2 separate regions of the Homo sapiens genome follow, and region 1 is linked to region 2. Evidence: chromatin loops called from intact Hi-C (ENCODE). Cell type or tissue: heart right ventricle. All regions are shown on one strand. Each heading gives the region's core, and the rest is flanking DNA. Links, peaks and the distances in the headings are about the cores only. Region 1 overlaps CDH13 (cadherin 13). Region 2 overlaps CDH13 (cadherin 13).

What was found. Hi-C counts contacts between places; a loop is a spot of excess contacts. Peaks named below come from ENCODE experiments on the same cell type or tissue, not always from the same donor. Only the 100,000 strongest peaks of a DNase experiment are listed, where the experiment ranks them.
Region 1: a loop joins it to region 2, with 9 times the contacts of the local background. A loop is called at or near these places in 8 of 110 quality-filtered maps.

What each region holds. Positions count from the first base shown.
Region 1 is chr16:83,246,831-83,249,751 of GRCh38, reverse strand. All of the region lies in intron 5 of CDH13 (cadherin 13), which reads right to left. Among named protein-coding and RNA genes, the nearest start is that of CDH13-AS1, 150 kb to the left of the region's middle. In heart right ventricle, for the core only: no CTCF peak of the experiment used is centred there; a DNase peak (open chromatin) is centred at 1,607.
Region 2 is chr16:83,355,142-83,358,062 of GRCh38, reverse strand. All of the region lies in intron 6 of CDH13 (cadherin 13), which reads right to left. Among named protein-coding and RNA genes, the nearest start is that of CDH13-AS1, 43 kb to the left of the region's middle. In heart right ventricle, for the core only: a CTCF peak has its summit at 1,632; no DNase peak of the experiment used is centred there.

The DNA.
Region 1 (2,921 bases), core at 239-2,738, 110 kb after region 2:
TCACAGTTACCAGTAGCATTGTCTTAGAATGGACATGAATTGGAGACAGACATATCCCTAATATGGGGAAAAATACCCCCAGCCAGGTTTCTGCTACAAATCTACTTCGATGGCATGGACCTGCTCTCAGACACACGGTGTCAGATCTTACCTCTCTGAGTGCCCATTTGCCTTACCTGTAAAACAGATAGAATGATGGCACCTTTCTCATGAAGTAGCTATTGGGATTAAATGAGATAAATCAGTGAAGTTTTATCAGAGTGCCTCAAGCAGAGAAAGTTAATATCATCGATAACTGCACAGGACATAATGGGTGTGGTGGGGCAGTTATCTGCTGTAACTTAACCACCAGCTCTGTGAAGAAGTAAGACAATCCTTGGTGTTGCCCATTGCCATGGTGAAGACAATCCTGCCATGGCTGATATCAAGCTACAGTGAAGACAGAGTGAGAAAGAGACATTAACAACGGTCTCACGAAAGCTGGTATGAGCTGGCTCAAGCGTGCCAACCACTGGGTTAGAGGGTACGATGTTCTCTCCTTAGTCTGGTCAATAAATATGAGAAACAGGCTCTGTGTGACATATATTAATAACTTGCAAAAGGGACTCACTCAGGGAGAACGACATGAAGGTCCAGCAGAGAAAAGTTGGTGAATTTGTGTTTTAGTAGTACTGCTCTACTCAAAGTTATTTCTGAGAGTCAGATAAGAGACTGCAACACACACTACAGTCCCTGAGTATAAGAAACAGAGTGAAAGGTTATGCACTCAAAGAGTGAAAGCTGGTGATAACTTCCTTGCCAAAATTCAGGGCACGAGTTAAGTGTTGAGTTCAGTTTGGATATGCACCAAGGGGAAGATCACATCACATCACATTTGAGGATGATTCAAGTGGACAATTGCCTACACTAAATTCCAGGGGAGAGTTCTGTGGTAGACAGGCAATTTCCTGCAGAAAGTGATGGGTGAAGCTACGGGTGTGGTTAAGATTGTGAGGGAACATAATGAGAAATGGAAGATAATGAGATAGGGAAGGAACTTGGAGAAGGCTCAGTTAAGATTAGAAGGAGAGAAGTTCATGAAAGAGAAGTACATGAAGGAGAGAACTTTACACCTTTAGGGGAAAAGTATTCTGAGAGACAGAAACGGAACCAGGAAACTTAGTATCACAGAAGCCAAGAGAAAAGAGATGTACTACATTGTAGAAATCTTCTTGATCTACTAACTACCTGATGACCCTTGAGCCTGACTTTCATTTTAAGTTACTAACCCTGGGAAGTAATTTTTATGATGATACAATGACACCTGCATGTGACAGGGCTTCCTGCTGCTGATTTGCGGCTGCTGATCTAGGGGAAGTTTCTGATAAGCTCCCAAGAGCATAGGAAAAGTAGCAAACAACAACAGATAGACCCGCTCCTGAAGGACATAGCTAGAGGGTAGGATTTTTATGTACCCCCCTGCCTCTGTTTCTCCTTCTTCTCACCCACGCGTGAGCTCATGCACACTATTCTCTTCCTTCCTGATCTCTTTTTTCATCCCCTCCTTGATGCTCTCCCTGTGCTTTGTCCCAGCTGGTGGGAACATTCTGGCGCTGTGAGTGGAAGAAAGCCAGCAGGTTCCCGTGGTGTTCACATCCCCTGTCTCTGATCTCATTAGCACCCCGCTGATCAGGAGGGACCCTCAGAAATCAGAAAACATGAATCTTCCCCTCCAGATTCATCTTGCCTTCTCACTCTCGCCTTTCTACTCTTTCCACTCAACAGCCTGGGGCTTCCTGGACTTCAGAAATGGAGCGTGCAGAAACAGAGCGGAACAAAAGGCTCTAACACATGGGTGACATTTAAAGAACAGTAGCTCTCTTTGAAGAATCATCTGTCCTTTGGAAGCACATTTTGTTCTGTGCCTCTGACTCACTAGATGATATCCAGGGGATGCATTTAGGCTCTCTGGTTCCTGGTTCAATATAGAAGTGTTATTGGTTTGTCCACTGAAAGGATTTATAATTAATTATAGGTGGGGTGGACTCCAAGATGGTGAAAGCCAATTCCTGTATCAATGATTAACATTAAAACAGTGAAAAATGATGTAGATAATAACTTCTCATTTTCCCTCAGGCTTCATGAAAAATCCAGAAGTATTCTAGTGGAAAATAAATAATAAATCAAGTATTTAAAGAGGATTTCATGAGGGTGGGGAGTGATATCTAATTCTGAATCACATGCATGTTTAACAGACACTGTTAATTAAAAAAAAAGTGGTGACAGCATGGGCTTCATCCTCAGGATGTACAGAGTTCAGCAGAAATAAAAATAACTGGATTAGGACACAAGAGTGGGATATGCACTAAACTGAAGCACGTACAAAGTCATTAAGCTTGCTTCTCTCATTTCCAGCTCTTTGCAACTCAGCCACTGAGTTCCTCACCTGGAAGCTTATTCTCCCCAAGCCTCCATGTAAATTATGTCTGGTGCAGAACATGTACTCACAGCCTGTCCTGGACCCCACACCACATGCCTCCTTCTAGTGGGCTTACACTAAATGACCTGCTAAAACCCCATGTTCCTTTGCTCAAAACTAGATCTGTGAACTGGTTCTTCCCACCTCCCCAGGATGGCACAGGTACCAATGATCTCCAATCCTAAAATCCACAGTGCCCTCCTGTTTAGAGGTAGGTACTTGACTGAAACAGTCCTGTATCCATTCTCACCATCACCTACAGATCTAATCTGATATCCTTTCTGGTTCATGCCAGGCATCTACCCCGGATGCTGAAGTCATCCCAGTTCCTCAGTAGAGATGGATACGCAAAGGCACCAAGGCAGAGAGCTGCATTAGAGAAGTCACGGGCATTTTAGCATGCAGGAACAGAAGATGTCACTTGTAAGGACTGGAGTAGAAGGGAAAGGAGAACTGAAGAAGG
Region 2 (2,921 bases), core at 319-2,818:
TGGACAGTTTGTTTTCTAGCTTCTTGAAGTTTCAGTTTCCTCACTGGGACATAGAGATGATCATAGCATCCGCCTCTAGCCTGCTGTGGCAAGTCAATGAGATAACACACAGGAAGCCCTCAGCAGAGGGCCTGGCAACATCTCCCACTCGCAAAATGCTCACTGTTAAAACGAGCTCCATGTCCATTGATCCTGCTTAGAGGAATGGGTTCCTGTGGCTCACTATAAAAAGGTACCAACCAATGCCTACAATTTGTAGCATCTCTCCTGCCAACTTTACATTTGGGCTTTATAACTAAAACTCCACATTTTCTCCATTTAGGGAGAAACATTGGCACTACTGACATTTTGAGGCAAATGATTCTTTGCTGTGGAGGCCGTTCTATGCATTGACGTATGTTTACCAGTCCTTGACCTTGGCCCGCTCGATGCCAGTTGTACCCTCTTCTTCCCCAGTGTGGAACCCAAAGTGTCTCCTGGGAACAAAATCATTCAAACTTGGACCACTGCTCCATGGTGTCTGAAATCAGCAAACACGACTCTGCCAGCAGTAGTAGTCTCTTGGGTTACCTGAGTTTTAGTTGCGTGGGTCAATATTTCCAGTTAAACCACATCAAACGTGGTTTCCAAAGCTAGTGAAAATCTACGCAGACATTTTTGAATGGTGCATCACAGACCGAAGCTGATTTCATGTGTGTGTATGTGAATGTACAGACACATACACACGTATATGTACACACATGTTACTATTCAAGTCATCCCCTCTAGCCCTGGCTTATGACTTTAGTGTGAGCCAACAAGCATAGAACCTCTTCAGCTAGATAGAGGGTAAAATTGCAGAAATGAGAAGGAAGGAGAGGAACAGATGGCAAAGCAGCTCTGGAGTCTGGATGTGATGGGCCAGGGAAACAGGCCAGCGAGGTCCTCCATCATTCTGAAAAGCAGGCCTTTTTTTAAGGATACAGAGCTTGACTATAGAAACACGAACCCCAACCCACTTCCAAGAGGAAGGCATCCATGTTAGAAGCCTTTTATAAACTAGTATCATAGGAGATAAAGATGGTGACACACTAAAGAAAAGTGGAAAACTGGAGCAAGAAAGAAAACACAAGAATTCCCCAAACCAAACTTTTGACACTTCTTTGAAAAGAGCCAGTCTTCTGAATAATAAAATAGCTTGGGTACTATACTTGGTTTTTAAAAAATGCACCCATAATTAAAGCAAGAAAGCTGTAAGTCTATTAAACTTTTTTTCTTTGATACTGAAAAACTCAATTCATGACCTATATTTTATAAGACATATACTTGAAAGGGATTTTATATACCCTCTTCCCATTGAACTTAGCATACTGAATCTCTTCCATTTGGTTAAGAAGGGAGGTGATTCTATACATAAATTATTCAGGGCTTTAAAAAAATCTTACTGTATATATATATTAAGGTGAAGTGATTCAAAGGTATTTGTATAGATAAATGGAAGCAGCAGCTCTAGACTGCGTTCTCAGAAGGGATGGGAGTCTTAGAGCAAGGGTGCTGCAGTAAAAGCTGCTTTATCAAGCTCCCTGCTGATTATCAATCTTTTCTGACATTTGTGGCCTGTCTTGACTGATGGATGGCTCAGCATGCTTTATGAATCTTCGAGTTGTTGAGCATCTCTCAAACTACCGCTAGGGGGAGAATCTGGCTTTATTTGAGGTTACCACCAGTAAGGATGGGCTGCGTGGAGTTACCTGGCAAGCTGGGCTACTATAAAATGACTAAGGAAGGTTGGTGGTTTTCTCTTTCTCTTTCTCATCTACACACACACACACACACACACACACACACACACACACACACACACACACACATGAAAATAAATAAACTCACTCATCTGTGTAAGAAAATGCTCTCTTACATTTAAGGTAGCAACTTTGGAATTACTTGCAACATCATCACGGGTGAAATAGTTAAAGGACAGTGGGTGTTGTGGATGGGGATGAAATGAAAAAGCACAAGAATTAGAGTCATACAGGTCTGAGTTTCGATCTGAGCTTCATCACCCACCAGCTGTGTGACCACGGCGGAGTCACCTAACCTCCCTGAGTGTCTGTTTCCTCAATTGTCAAACGTTTGTAAGGACTGCTTTAAAAGGTAGGTGTGGAACCTGGACCAGTATCCAGTACATAATAGTGCTAGAAAAATATACAGCTGATTACCACTGCTGTGTTACCCTGGGACAGGCATCATCTCCCTCCCTTAATCCTAGAGAGATGCTCCCCTGTGTAGCAGTTGAAAACTGACGTTCCCCTGTGTAACAGTGATGCTTTATTTACTGACTTCCTCTTTCGTCTGCAAGCTCTACAGAGTCAGCATCCATTCTGTTTCATGCATTCACCCCCTCCAACCCCATCCTCATTAAACAGCATACCTGGTATACGGCAGGTACTCTAAAGGTATTTGTTGAAAGAATGAATACATTTTCAATAAATACAACCATTTATTTAAAAATTGAATTAAAAAACAGTTTATCGGGATTCAGGCTTTCTGGCCTTTGGAGCCATTTGTTCATCCAGTGGAATTTATTGGGTGGATAATTTGTGCCTGGGACTCTGCTAAATGTTGGAAGTTGAAGGATGAAGAGAAAACCATTCAGTTCTCCTGGTCTTAACTGTGTTGCTGAGAAAGAGAACTGAAGGTAGATTCTGGTTTATACTTGCAGAAAATTTATAAACCTATTAAGGCTTACAGTATTATTGTAATTCCACATAGATGGCATCAGTTATAATAAGCTGGCATCATAAAATGACTCAATATTTAGAATTTTCCGATTTGTCACACACTTGCTGTAAAAATTTTATGTGATCTCTTCTCTCCATCTCCGTAGCTGCCATGGTTTTCTCATGCCTAGAACATTGAAATGCCTTGTTTCCCTATTTCTC